Regions from separate parts of the Homo sapiens genome. Here region 2 is linked to region 1. The links are chromatin contacts, found by Hi-C or POLR2A ChIA-PET in ENCODE. All regions are on one chromosome and are shown on one strand. Each heading gives the region's core, a stretch centred on a gene start or an enhancer-like site at or near the end of the contact. The rest is flanking DNA. Distances are from core to core; before and after follow the strand shown. Region 1 overlaps SLAMF1 (signaling lymphocytic activation molecule family member 1). Region 2 has its middle 27 kb from the start of SLAMF1.

Region 1 (5,719 bases), core at 860-3,359:
AACCTTCTGAATTCTTTTTCTGGCAATTCAGAGATTTCTTCTTGGTTTGAATCCATTACTGGTGAGCTAGTGTGATCTTTTGGTGGTGTGATAGAACTTTGTTTAATTATATTGCCAGAATTGTTTTTCTGGTTCTTTCTCATTTGGGTCAATTATGTCAGAGGAAAGGTCTAGGACTCAAGGGCTGCTGTTCAGATTCTTTTGTCCCACAGGGTGATCCTTTGATGTGGTGCTCTCCCCTTTCCCCTACAGATGGGGCTTCCCAAGAGCTGAACTGCAGTGATTGTTATTGCTTTTCTGGGTCTAGCCACCTAGTGGACCTACCAGGCTCCAGGCTGGTACTGGGGAGTGTCTGCAAAGAGTCCTGTGTTGTGATCTATTTTCAGGTCTCTCAACCACGGATACGAGCACCTACTCCAGTGAAGGTAGCAGGGCAGTGAAGTGGATTCTGTGAGAGTCCTTGGTTGTAGTTTTGTTTAGTGCACAGGTTTTCTCAAATGCTGGTTATGCTAACAGTGAAGTTGTCACATGGACAGACTCAGGACCTCTGGTTAGCCAGGACGTTACAAGTGGTGGAATTAGCTGTTGTTTTCTCCTTCCTTGGAGCAGGGCTATTTTGTTATGAGTTGCTATAATGGCTTGACTTGATTGGCCTCCAGCCAGAAGGTGGCGATTTCAAGAGAGCATCAGCTGCAGCAGTACGGGGGAATACAAGCTTGCCCTAAGGTCACCTGGATAAGTATTTGGGTTTCTCAGGTGATGGGAGGGCCATAGGGCTCCCACAAGATTATGTCTTTTGTCTTCAGCTACCAGGGCTGGCAGAAAAAGACCATCAGGTGGGGGCAGAGTTGAGCATGTCTGAGCTCAGACTATCCTTGGACAGGGCTTGCTGTGGCAACTGTGCGGTATGGGGGTGTGGTTCTCAGGCCAATGGAGTTATGTTCCCAGGGGGATTATGGCTGCCTCTGCTGCTTTGTACAGGTAGCCAGGGAAGTGGGGGAAAGCCAGTGGTGACAGGCCTCTCCCCACTCCCACACAGCCAGCAAGGCCAGTCTCACTCCTGCCATGCTCCCCAAAGAGCCAAATTTATATCCAAGCCTCTGGTATGCAGGGCTGGGATGTTGCCCTGGGATACTAGCCTCTCTGCTGAGAAGGCAAGCAGGGCTTTCAGGCCTCACCCCTCCCTGCCTGCTGTGGCTTCTGTGCTCATATCTGCACTTTCTATTCATCTCCACAGATCCTGACCAGGACAATTCGTACTCAGTCAAAATTATTACAAAGTTCAGCTGGAAGTTTCCTTCTCCCTGTGGCCCTTCCCCAATCCCACTGGCAGCCCTCCCCAAGGAACCCTGTGAGATAAAGTCAGAAATGACTTCCCTGGACTTCCTGGGGGACCAGGAGTGCCTGTAGGGCTCTTCCCACTGCTTCTTCTACTTTTGTATTTTGCTTGGCTCTCTAAATTCATTTCAGCTCTAGGTAAAGTTAAATTCTTCTCCTGTTATTTGGATTTTCAGGTTTCCCCAGTGAAGATGTGTGTTCAGAGGTAGACTTTCCCCCTCTCACACTTTAGGCACTCACAGTTTTTCAGCTATTTCACAGAGTTTGCAGTGGCAAGCCACTTCTTTCAAAGGGCTGGTGAATTCTTTCAGTTTTCCTGGTATGTTCCTGCAGCGGTTCTTGGAACAAAAGTTCATGATGTGAGTCTCCACACATCTGAGTGAGAGTTGCAAGTTAGTCCTGCCTCCTAGCTGCCATCCCCTGCCCCAGGGTAATTATTAATAGCATCTTCTTTTATTTTCCAATGGTTCTCAGTAGATCACATAGTGATCTACCTGTTATAATACTTCAATTGCCTGTGTTCTTTGTATCTCCTGCTGGATGACAAGCCAAACACTTAGTAGGAACTTAATAACTTTGTTGAATGAGTGAAGCATTGAGTAGAACTAGAAGTCTTCTGTGAAATAAACTTAGTACACTTAACCTTTTAGAGCCTTTCATCAATCCACATTAGCCTCCTTATCTCCTTTCAGCCTGTAAGAGCTGAGAAACCAGACACAGTTTCATCCAGTCTGTGACTAAGTCCACATCCTTTAGATACAAGGAAGTGGTGGGGATGCTAAGGTTGGGTGGATTGTGTTGCTATATCACCCTCTTGTGGCTGGTGTGTGAAACTCATCACGAAATCCTTTCTGTGGTATAAGTAGTTCTATAAATCTCAACCCAGATCTCATTTTGGTTTCAGGTTAGATTTGGTCATCATTATTTTTTAAAAAGTTTCCCGGGTAATTCTAATATTTAGGTAAACTTGGGTGTCACTGGCAGGTTTGGGCCATGCTTAAGTGACCAGGTGGCCACCTTTGACAGATCTACTTCTTGGTATATAGAAGCGTATTTAGTTTTCTCAGAGCTCACCAGGGGGCCAGCATATCTCTAGATCAGTGGTTCTCAACTGGGGGAGATTTTGCCAAGCAGGGGACATTTGGTAGTGTTTGGAGACACTTGATTGTCACAATCAAGGACAGGGCATGTGCCATACACCCAGTGGGCCGAGGCCAGGGATGCTGTTAAACACCCTACAGTGCACAGGACAGCCCCATGACAAAAAAATTATCCAGCCCCAAATGTCAATAGTGTGGCAGTTGAGAAACCCTGCTCTAGATTTTGTCCACAAGGGGAATTTGGCAGAGTTCAGGGAAGGGAATTACTCTGGCAGTGACAAAAATTAAACAATCCTTTCAACACAGTTCTCCATGTGGAGGGTGGTTCCTGACCTTTGGTGAAGGGGATGCCAAGCTAACCCTTGTCCACCTCCAGGAAAGGGACAACCTCACATCCTATCTGATCAAATCTGCCTCCTTCAGCATTTCATAACTATGGCATGGAGACATAAGGCCAGGAAACACATCATGCCATATTACTGTGTTATAAATCCTTTAGGAAACACAAGACAAAATTGCAATTTCCTTGATGGACTGGCTGTAATTTATTCATTTCCAAAAAGTAGAAACATAAACTTCAGAAGAAGAATCAATTCACAGTGGCTTCTCAGCCAGCACACACCACCCGCTGTAACAATCACATCCCCGCTGTGTGAATGGAGGAAGCGTCCTGAAGAGCCTGGGACTGTGCCCAGTTGTACTTCAGAACATCAGTCCCTTCAAACCGAGAATGGGTGTGTTCCTCCTGACTTCTCTAGAATTCAGACATGCTTGGTCAAAAGAAAACAGCATTAGAGGGGAAACACGGGGAAAACTTATTGTTTTAAGTCTGAGGAAAAGGCAAGCTCCCGCTCCCCATAGTGCCATTTGGGGGAAACTAGAGAGTTGTGAATGTATCACCAGAAGGGGTTGTTTTACCACGTGTAACCATGGTCTAGGGTGAGAGGCATAATGCCAGTGCTGTTTGGTGGGTGGCCCAAAAGACTCCCTCCCCAGTGAGGTCTTGAGCCCAGGGGTGCAGGATACTTGGAAGTGATAGCCTCTTCTTCACCCTTTGTTTCTGCCCTTCCTTCAGGTAGAATTCAGCTACTGGAAAAATCCAAGTGCTGGGAACTGAGCTTCTAGAGCAATCTGAGTTGTAGTAAAGGAATGGGTGCTCATAAGCCCGGGTTTACAAATCTTCATTAGTAGCTCCACAGTTTTGAGAGTAGACAGTGAATGAGGGTAAGGTTATACAAGGGTGGCGTAGTGGATAATTGTGAGGCTTTTTTGTCTGCCTACCACCTGAATCCCACTTCTATTATTTGTAGAATTCCTTAATTCATAAGAAGTGAAAGTGGAAAATGCCAGATATTCAATTCCCAGCCCCCCTTGGAGATAGGACATGGACATGTGACCTAGGATTGGCCACTCAATCCCAGACTTTGAATTATAAGCTAGAGATGAAAGGATGAAGAAGGGACCCTGGAGAATTCATTTTCATGGCAGACAGTGCAGCAGTAACAGTAATATCAAGTTTCCAAGTCCAGCAGAGACAGTGAGGCAGTGGTAGAGTCTGTGCCTAGTGCTGGGGACAGTGGCTGTGCATGAACAGGATCATCATCCCTGGGCTGGTTTTGTAATTTTGGCTGTGCTCCCAGCCACAGCCTAGTCTCTTCTTTTCCTGCTCACTTTCAAAGCATGGTTTTGCAGAAACTTCTAGCAGTTATTGGAACCAATCAGTATCTTTTCAATAGGTTCCTTTTCTACATAAAAAAGCCAAAGCCAGCTTCTGTTGATTGCAACTAAGAACTCTATTAAAGAAGCTGGTACCAGGAAACGAGATGCACTAAGCAACAGGCTTACAATGTGAATTGACCTCATAGAGGAGGTAAGATACAAGGCAATAAGGACCTGAGTTTTGAGCTGGGAAGTTGGTGCTCCTTATTATGCAATGGTATGATAGTGGCTGTTTCTTACAGTACTTACCAAGTTTATATAAGAAACAATAAGAAAAAGCAGGGCTTAAATTGAGGACAGCCTGTCTAAAAGCAGAGAATAGGAAAAAACAAAGGACTTTACTTAAAAAGTCTCTTTCTGCCTGCAGCTTGCAAAATAAGTTATTGAGCATTCAAAGATTTGAAGCTGTTAGACCAAAATAACTTAATTTTCTACTAGAGGATAAATTTAGTGTGAGGAGAGGTATGCAGGGAGTAGAAAGTGCCTAGGAAAGACCTTGACCTGCAATACCCCTTGAAGCCCTGGATATAAGAGGTTCAGAATCTGGTCACAGAGAGTCTTAGCTGAGGTTCCAGGTTTGTTGTTCAAGGGAATCAACAGAGAACTGGGATTTAAACATCATTTTGAGAAGTGAAAAATCACCATGGGACAAGTTCCTCTGAGTATTCCAAGCTCCTTTGTAACAGCACCATCAAACATTTGCTACGTTTTTCTTTAAAACTGAATGCCATTTGCACAGAACTGTACTTTTAAGGCTCTTACATGGTTTCCAGTCCACTGTTCAAAACTCAGAGATCTCAAAATCATTCTTTCTGTTTATTGACTTTTTAGCTTCTGGGTTTTGCAAATAAAATAATATTCTTAGCTTCCTTTATACAATAATATCAGAGTGTTTTATGTATAATAAGAAATTCACCCTTCAGCCTCTATTCACTCTTTATCCTGAGAGAGAAACTGAGGCACAGAGGCTTGATCAGGTCTGCAGGTTATCATGATCAGCTCCCAGAACAAAGTAAAGATAGCCAAAATGTAAACTTTTCCAGACTTTGTGACTGGTGGTCCAGTGTGTGAGATAGGTACTCAGATGTCCTGGCTTTCAGTCTGATTTTTATTATCCAGTTCCAGCCAAGAGCAAGATGCCCAAAGTCTGAACTCACATTACTGTCCATTTCATCTGCTACAACACAAAGATGGAACGCTGTTATCAAGTAACGCTCTGTTCTGCGCCTGCAGCCACTGCACAGCAAGCTAAATTCTTGGGAAGCCTCACTTCCTTGTTCATTTCACAGATGTATGTGGAAGAAACATCACCAGGGAGTTGATCTGAGAAGGGTACAGACGTGCAGCATGTCTGCCAGAGGAAACTTGGGGCCTGTGGCCAAGTTCAGTGTTCATTTTGGTTTTTCCATTTTCCTTCAGAAAGTCCCTTTGTTGGTCTCTGGTGTCAGCTCTCTGGAAGTGTCACACTAGCATAGACTGTGATGGAATTTGTTTCCTGGGGACAAAGCAGAAGTCTGTGAGTAGAGGGACTGGATACTCACTTCACAGAATGCAAATGAAAA
Region 2 (5,841 bases), core at 3,172-5,671, 69 kb after region 1:
TCTCTGTATATTGGGTTCAGAGAGTACCGTGTGTCTCTGTGTGAATATGGACCATCATTTATCAACATGTATCTGTCTACTTTCTCTTGTTTAAAAAAAGAAAAAAAAACCTGTAAAAAATGAGGTTATAGAAAGTCATCAAAGGGTGAGTATGAGATGTTTGGGTGGGTTAAGTGGGCATTTTAACAACATGGCTTCTCCTTTGGCATGTTTATTTTTAAATTTTCTTTTTGTTTCACTGGAAAGGAAAGATGATGCTCAGTTTTAAACATTAAAAGTGTACAGATTTCTTTGTTACAATAAAACTAAATGTATACACACAATAATAATAATAATGAAGCAGCTATGTTGTGTACGGTATATCTGGCCTGAGGACCTGGCCAGTGCTACCAGTAACTATCTTTGACTTTACCTGGAAATTTGCAAAAGAATAGAGCTGACTATTCTCCAGTCTTACCCCTCCAAAGCCCTTGACTGGGGAGGGATCACTGACCTTTTTCAGTGTCTCTTGCCTTACTAGTTTTTCCTTAGGAAAAAATACACCCCACTTTACCATGAATATATATATAAGGTTCTTTACTGAATTGTTCAGTAGATCTCATGAGAACAGGGAACTTGAGGAAGAACAAAGGTTATAAAAATTTGCATAATGAAGCATAGTATCACAAGCCTGGAAAACAATTGGGGCTGATTCAGCTTGAAGAATTCTAAAGTTTTGCACATTAAATCTTGCTATCTAGATGTTAATATTTAGCTTTTCTCTTGATTCTTCAAGTTACTACAAAACCTTTCCCATAAAATTCTTCCCCACCTGTATTTATCTGGGTATCTTGCATACAACCAGCTGATATAGGAGGCACGGTTTCTGTCCTTTTCATCCTTTCTCATCTTTTACAAATGCAAATGCCTCATCTTTGGCCAGATGCTAAGTGAAATTCTCCTTTGCTCACTCAAAGCTGATTTTAAACTGGGGAAAGGTAAACACAGGTGTAAAGGATTAGGCAGAAGATGGGTCCACTGCATTCTAGCTGAATCTCCCTACCGGTGAGATTTTCTCACTAGGTGTCTAAATAAATAAGCAGGCCTCAGTTACATTAGGAAAAGAGATTTCTCTCATTAATATGACTCTGATTTTGTGAAATCATAACCCCAGAATTATTATGACAAATAATATTTCATACTTTGAGAACTGGTTTACTTTTCCAGAGCCACTAGTCAAGATAGCTATTTGCCGTCTAGAAATTAGGCAACAGCTTTATTTAGATACCTTTTTATGCAAATCTTTCCAGCAGCCAGATTGTTTTGTTCTTCTCGGCTATCCTTGCATTCTCCTACTTCCTCCTCCTTGAAGGCTTTTCCACACATACCCCTCTGACCTATCTAACACCTCTCCTTTTTCAGTCTCGATTCCAAAAGGAATCTGACCCTCAAAAGAAGATTCAATCTTCCTGACTTATCTCAGTCTGAAATAGTTCTTCCATCTAGCAATTGTCATATTTGACACATGCAGCCATTGACATCATTGGGATTAAATTACTAATTTCCCTTATGACTATCTTCCAGACCAGAACGAAACATGTAGGAAGACAAGAACTATCCCTGCCATTCTCAGTGTTAAATTTGGAAAGGTGTTTGACTCATAGCAGCTGCTCAATGAATACATCTAACTGTTTTTTGAACAGTCTGAACTTGGTATGTTGGGAGCTAACATCAAAGAACTATTTTCCCCCATTCACATGAGGACTGTGTCAAATCTGCCTCCTATCACTTAAGGAGGTTTTGGGAAAATCATTCACTTTCGTTTCTATCACTTCCAGTAACTTAACAGTACGGCTCAGATGTAAAACTCCCCTTTTACTTGTTCCTGTCACTTCAGCCCAAGCTTGTCTCATGATCTAAAAATCTGTAATAGGGAAGAGGGTGTGGTCTGATCTTTCCCCTTCTATTTTACCTCATCTAGTTCCAGATTCTCAAATCATATAGGGCCAGGAGGAGAGGACCAAATTATGTCTTAGTTACCTGGCTGCTGGTGGTTGTCTCTGTTTTTTGTAGAGCACAGGTGTAACGGCTTTCAGGGTGGGGGTGGGGAACTCTCCACTGAGTAGTGTGCTGATGTGGGAGATCTCTGGCTTGGCCTCTTCCGGCCCTCCTCCCACTCAGCTCCCACCAATGATGTATCAATAAAACCTCTTGCTGCTGGAGATCTGCTTACCTGGTGGCCAGGGTGGCAAGACAAGTGAAGCCTGACTATGCCTGCAGCATCCACTGTGGAAACTACTACATCTTTGCCATGCCAAACAGTGAGTATGCAGGCTGCTCCCGATCTTGCTGCAATGTCATGTTTCTACCATGAAGAAAATCAACAGATCCACTACCCAACCGAGAATTCAGACTTTAGTCTCCCTTTCTTTTGCATACCTTGAACCTCTCATGTGGCACTCTTGGAGGTCTCTTTCATGTGGCACTATGGGTGGAGAACCTTACCCATAGGAAGGGAAGGGGAAAGCTGCAGGACTCCCCAAACTCCAACACTTTTGATCCTGATGATCCTCTTTCTCTCTTCTCTCCCTAGTCCTCTGTTTATATAGAGTGGGGGTGAATAACACTGGGGTAGTAGAACCAGTTCAGTCACCCCTTCCTAAGCCCTAGAGGTGGTGCTGCCCCAATTTATTTGCAGCTTTCTAGAATGTGAAGTCTTTTTGTCCTAGCTCTAAATATGAGGCATTAGGAAAAGTGCCTTTGGAAATCCTATTGCAAATATCTGTTGAGGGAACCAACCAATGTGTTTGCTGCGTTGTCGGCTCCTTAGGAGTCTCTGACCAAGTTAGTCACAGGGATAGGAGACACTTGTTGAGGGGACTGTGTTTCCTATGTCAGTAAAGGAGGAAGGAAACAAACCAAGGCACTGCCTGTCAGGGGATGTGCAGACCCTCATGGGCAGCTGGAACATCAGAGGCAGAATTGGCATGGTGAGGTCTGGGTGAAAAGTGGGAGTTATGAAAAAAAATAATCAGCAGGATGGGATGAGACAGAGGAACAGAAAAATGAGAGATGGAAAGATGATGGGAATAGAACATGATGGTGACAAAAATTTGTAGGAGGAGAAGATGGTGGAGGAGAGAGGAGGAAAGACAGGCAGGCTGGAGTTGGGGGAGGGGACCAGGCAAAAGGAGTGGGCTCTCACTCACCCAACTGGGGCAAAGGGCTGGGCAGAGCAGCTGGCGAAAGAGAATAGAGCCTGTGGTTAGCATTTGCCAGCTGGTGCAGGTGGCTCTGAGCTAAATCCATCCTCTGCCCCACCATGCAGTCTTCTAAGGAGGTTAGAGATGGGGGAGGAGGAGTAGAAAGAATTGTGGGGAAGAGAGAGCACACTCTCCAGGTGCAGGAGCTGCCACTTTAACAAACGCACTTGAAGATAGCCCAAGAACACTGTGGAGGAGCTTGATCTTTTTATTCCTGGACAAGAAGGGACAATGAGAGATGGAACCTTTCTAAGGCTGCTTTGATCATACCAACAGTTGTGTAAAATTATCCTGGCCAAATCCTTTAAATGGCCAAAAACCATTTAAAGTCCAAATCCTCAATGAAGACTTTTGGAAACACTTCCACTCTAAACAACCCACAGCCCTGTTCCTTAAAGAAAGCCATGGCCGGGCACAGTGGCTCACGCTTGTAATCCCAGCACTTTGGGAGGCCGAGATGGGCGGATCATGAGGTCAGGAGATCGAGACCATCCTGGCTAACACGGTGAAACCCTGTCTCTACTAAAAAAATGCCAAAAAATTTAGCTGGGCGTGGTGGCAGGCGCCTGTAGTCCCAGTTACTCGGGAGGGTGAGGCAGGAGAATGGCATGAACCTGGGAGGCGGAGCTTGCAGTGAGCCGAGATCGCGCCACTGCACTCCAGCCTGGGTGACAGAGCAACACTCCTCAAAAAAAAAGAAAGCCTTTCAGGTAATGAGCTCAGCACAGAGCCTAGGGCATACGTGGTAGTCAGTGTTTGTTCTTACTAAGTGGCTTCCAGCATGGGACCCCTAGCATAGGTAAGCACTTGGTAAATATAGGTGGTAAATGAATGAACTCACTGATCTGAGGGGCCAGGTCTATTTATATGTACCCCTACCTGGTCCCAACACAAGGGCCCAATCCAAGCTGCTTATTTGTGCAAAGCCAGATATGAGGGTTACTTTCTCTTAGTCCACAGGAGCTCCTGGCCTTGCCAACCTTCCATGTGTAACCTCATGCTGGCTGTTGAGACAAGCTGGTTCCCACCCCAGACCTACTGATTCAAAGTCTGCATTTTCACAAGATCCCCAGGTGATTTGCTGGCAAGTTAGAGTTTGAGAAGCACTGACCTAATCCAAGGCTTTAAGTTTTACTTAAACTTGCTGCGCTGGAGCCAGCAGAGGGCAGTGCAGGAGCTTGCCTGAGCCGCCTGAAGGCCAAGGGGAAGCAACTTATCCTGACACCTCAGTTCACAAGAGTATACTCATGACTGGAAATTGAGGCTAATTCTGGAGTATCCTCTTTGCACAAAGACAAATGGGCTTGTGTATACTGATAAGGGAACACACTAACCTTTATTTATTTATTTTTTTTTTGAGGATACAGGGTCTTGCTTTGTTTCCCAGGCAGGACTGGCAGTGGCTTTTCCCAGGTATGATCACAGCACACTGCAACCTCCACCTCCTGGCCTCAAGTGATCTTCCTACCTCAGCCCTGGGAGTAGCTGGGACTACAGTGTATGCCATTGCGCCCAGCTTCTACTAACTTTTGATGCATAGACAGATATGAGGGGCTGGGGAACATAAGAACCAGGCCTTGTGACTTCCAGAGAAGGCCGTTGTCTTGGTGTAAGATATTAGTTGTCCTTGAGGTAAATTTGGCTTCACGGGCTTGTGACCTGTACAGTGACACGGGGCCCCAGGTCAGAAGGGCCTTGAACCTGGGTTAGTGCTCTGCTGCTGCTGACACTATCTGGAAATTCTTGATAATTTTCTCTTTCAGCTTCTGCTTAAGCATGCAGGTGAGAAGGGAAGATACATGTAATCTGCATGTCTGCCACCATTCCTTGTTACCCTTTTTCATATCCCATGAGCACAGCACTCCAGCGGACCTACCCAAAATATGTGGGAGTTCAGTGAAACTCAAAGTAAGTGCAAAGTGGTCACGTTATGGGAGCCACTGGCTTTCACAGAGTGTTGGGAGAATGTGTATGCAACAAGAAGTAAAATAAAAAAGTTAAGTTGGGTTTTCGCAGCGTTTTCACACTTCCAATAAGAACAAAATATATATGCATGCATGAGCCACGAAATAGAAATTGAGTAATTGCAATGATCCCAAATATGAATTAAATATTCTATTTTCATTTAAAACTAATGTTTTAAAATATAGAAAGTAAAATTCATGATAATTTAAGTTTTTAATTTGCCTTTACTTAGAACAGCATTAAATAGCAAGCAAATAAAAAAATACCATCTCAAGTAGAGAGACTGTGGAAGAAAAGAAAAGGCTTAATATTTCAGTACTTTTATTGGCACATTTTCCTTGCTTTTTGAGCAAGGGGAGCCAACATTTTCATTTTGCACTGAGCCCCACAAATTATGTATCTGGCACTGCCTTGAGGGATGGGAGGAGCAGGGAACCGTTGGTGTCTGTGACCTGAGCCGTCTAAGGTGAGATTTACCTCAGGTTTCCAGTAACTGGAAATAATACAAATACAATGTCCGCAGAGGCACGCTGGTTCCTCAGCAGCTGAGGAATGTGCTTATTTGTGACAGAAAGTGGCATTTGTTTCCTTCTTACTGCTTGTTTATCCCATTCGCGCTCGCGCGTGTGTGTAT

Evidence for each region. A loop is a pair of places that touch in the nucleus more often than their neighbours do. ChIA-PET counts read pairs that join two places held with the same protein, here RNA polymerase II (POLR2A). Pooled maps may share reads with other maps.
Region 2: a loop to region 1 is called in a map of OCI-LY7, with 3 times the contacts of the local background. The contact joins two enhancer-like sites. A Hi-C loop is called at or near these places in 17 of 168 maps with a recorded cell type or tissue (A673, B cell, CD4-positive, alpha-beta T cell and 11 more), 6 of 37 single-sample maps with no recorded cell type and 14 of 50 pooled maps. POLR2A ChIA-PET finds 5 or more read pairs at or near these places in 15 of 52 experiments (CD4-positive, alpha-beta T cell, CD4-positive, alpha-beta memory T cell, CD8-positive, alpha-beta T cell and 11 more).

The regions. Positions count from the first base shown.
Region 1 is chr1:160,605,147-160,610,865 of GRCh38, forward strand. It overlaps SLAMF1 (signaling lymphocytic activation molecule family member 1), which reads right to left. Exons shown (of 7, transcript NM_003037.5): 7 at 2,960-5,652. The coding sequence ends at 5,602. Among named protein-coding and RNA genes, the nearest start is that of CD84, 29 kb to the left of the region's middle. Within about 2 kb of position 2,110, at least 5 of the 41 ENCODE cell types and tissues checked have a DNase peak (open chromatin) inside an H3K27ac peak, as active enhancers do; they include B cell, OCI-LY7 and spleen, where a contact is called at or near this core.
Region 2 is chr1:160,671,355-160,677,195 of GRCh38, forward strand. No RefSeq gene overlaps it. Among named protein-coding and RNA genes, the nearest start is that of SLAMF1, 27 kb to the left of the region's middle. RefSeq lists enhancers at 1,619-1,678, 2,868-3,484 and a silencer at 3,335-3,444. Within about 2 kb of position 4,422, at least 6 of the 41 ENCODE cell types and tissues checked have a DNase peak (open chromatin) inside an H3K27ac peak, as active enhancers do; they include B cell, OCI-LY7 and spleen, where a contact is called at or near this core.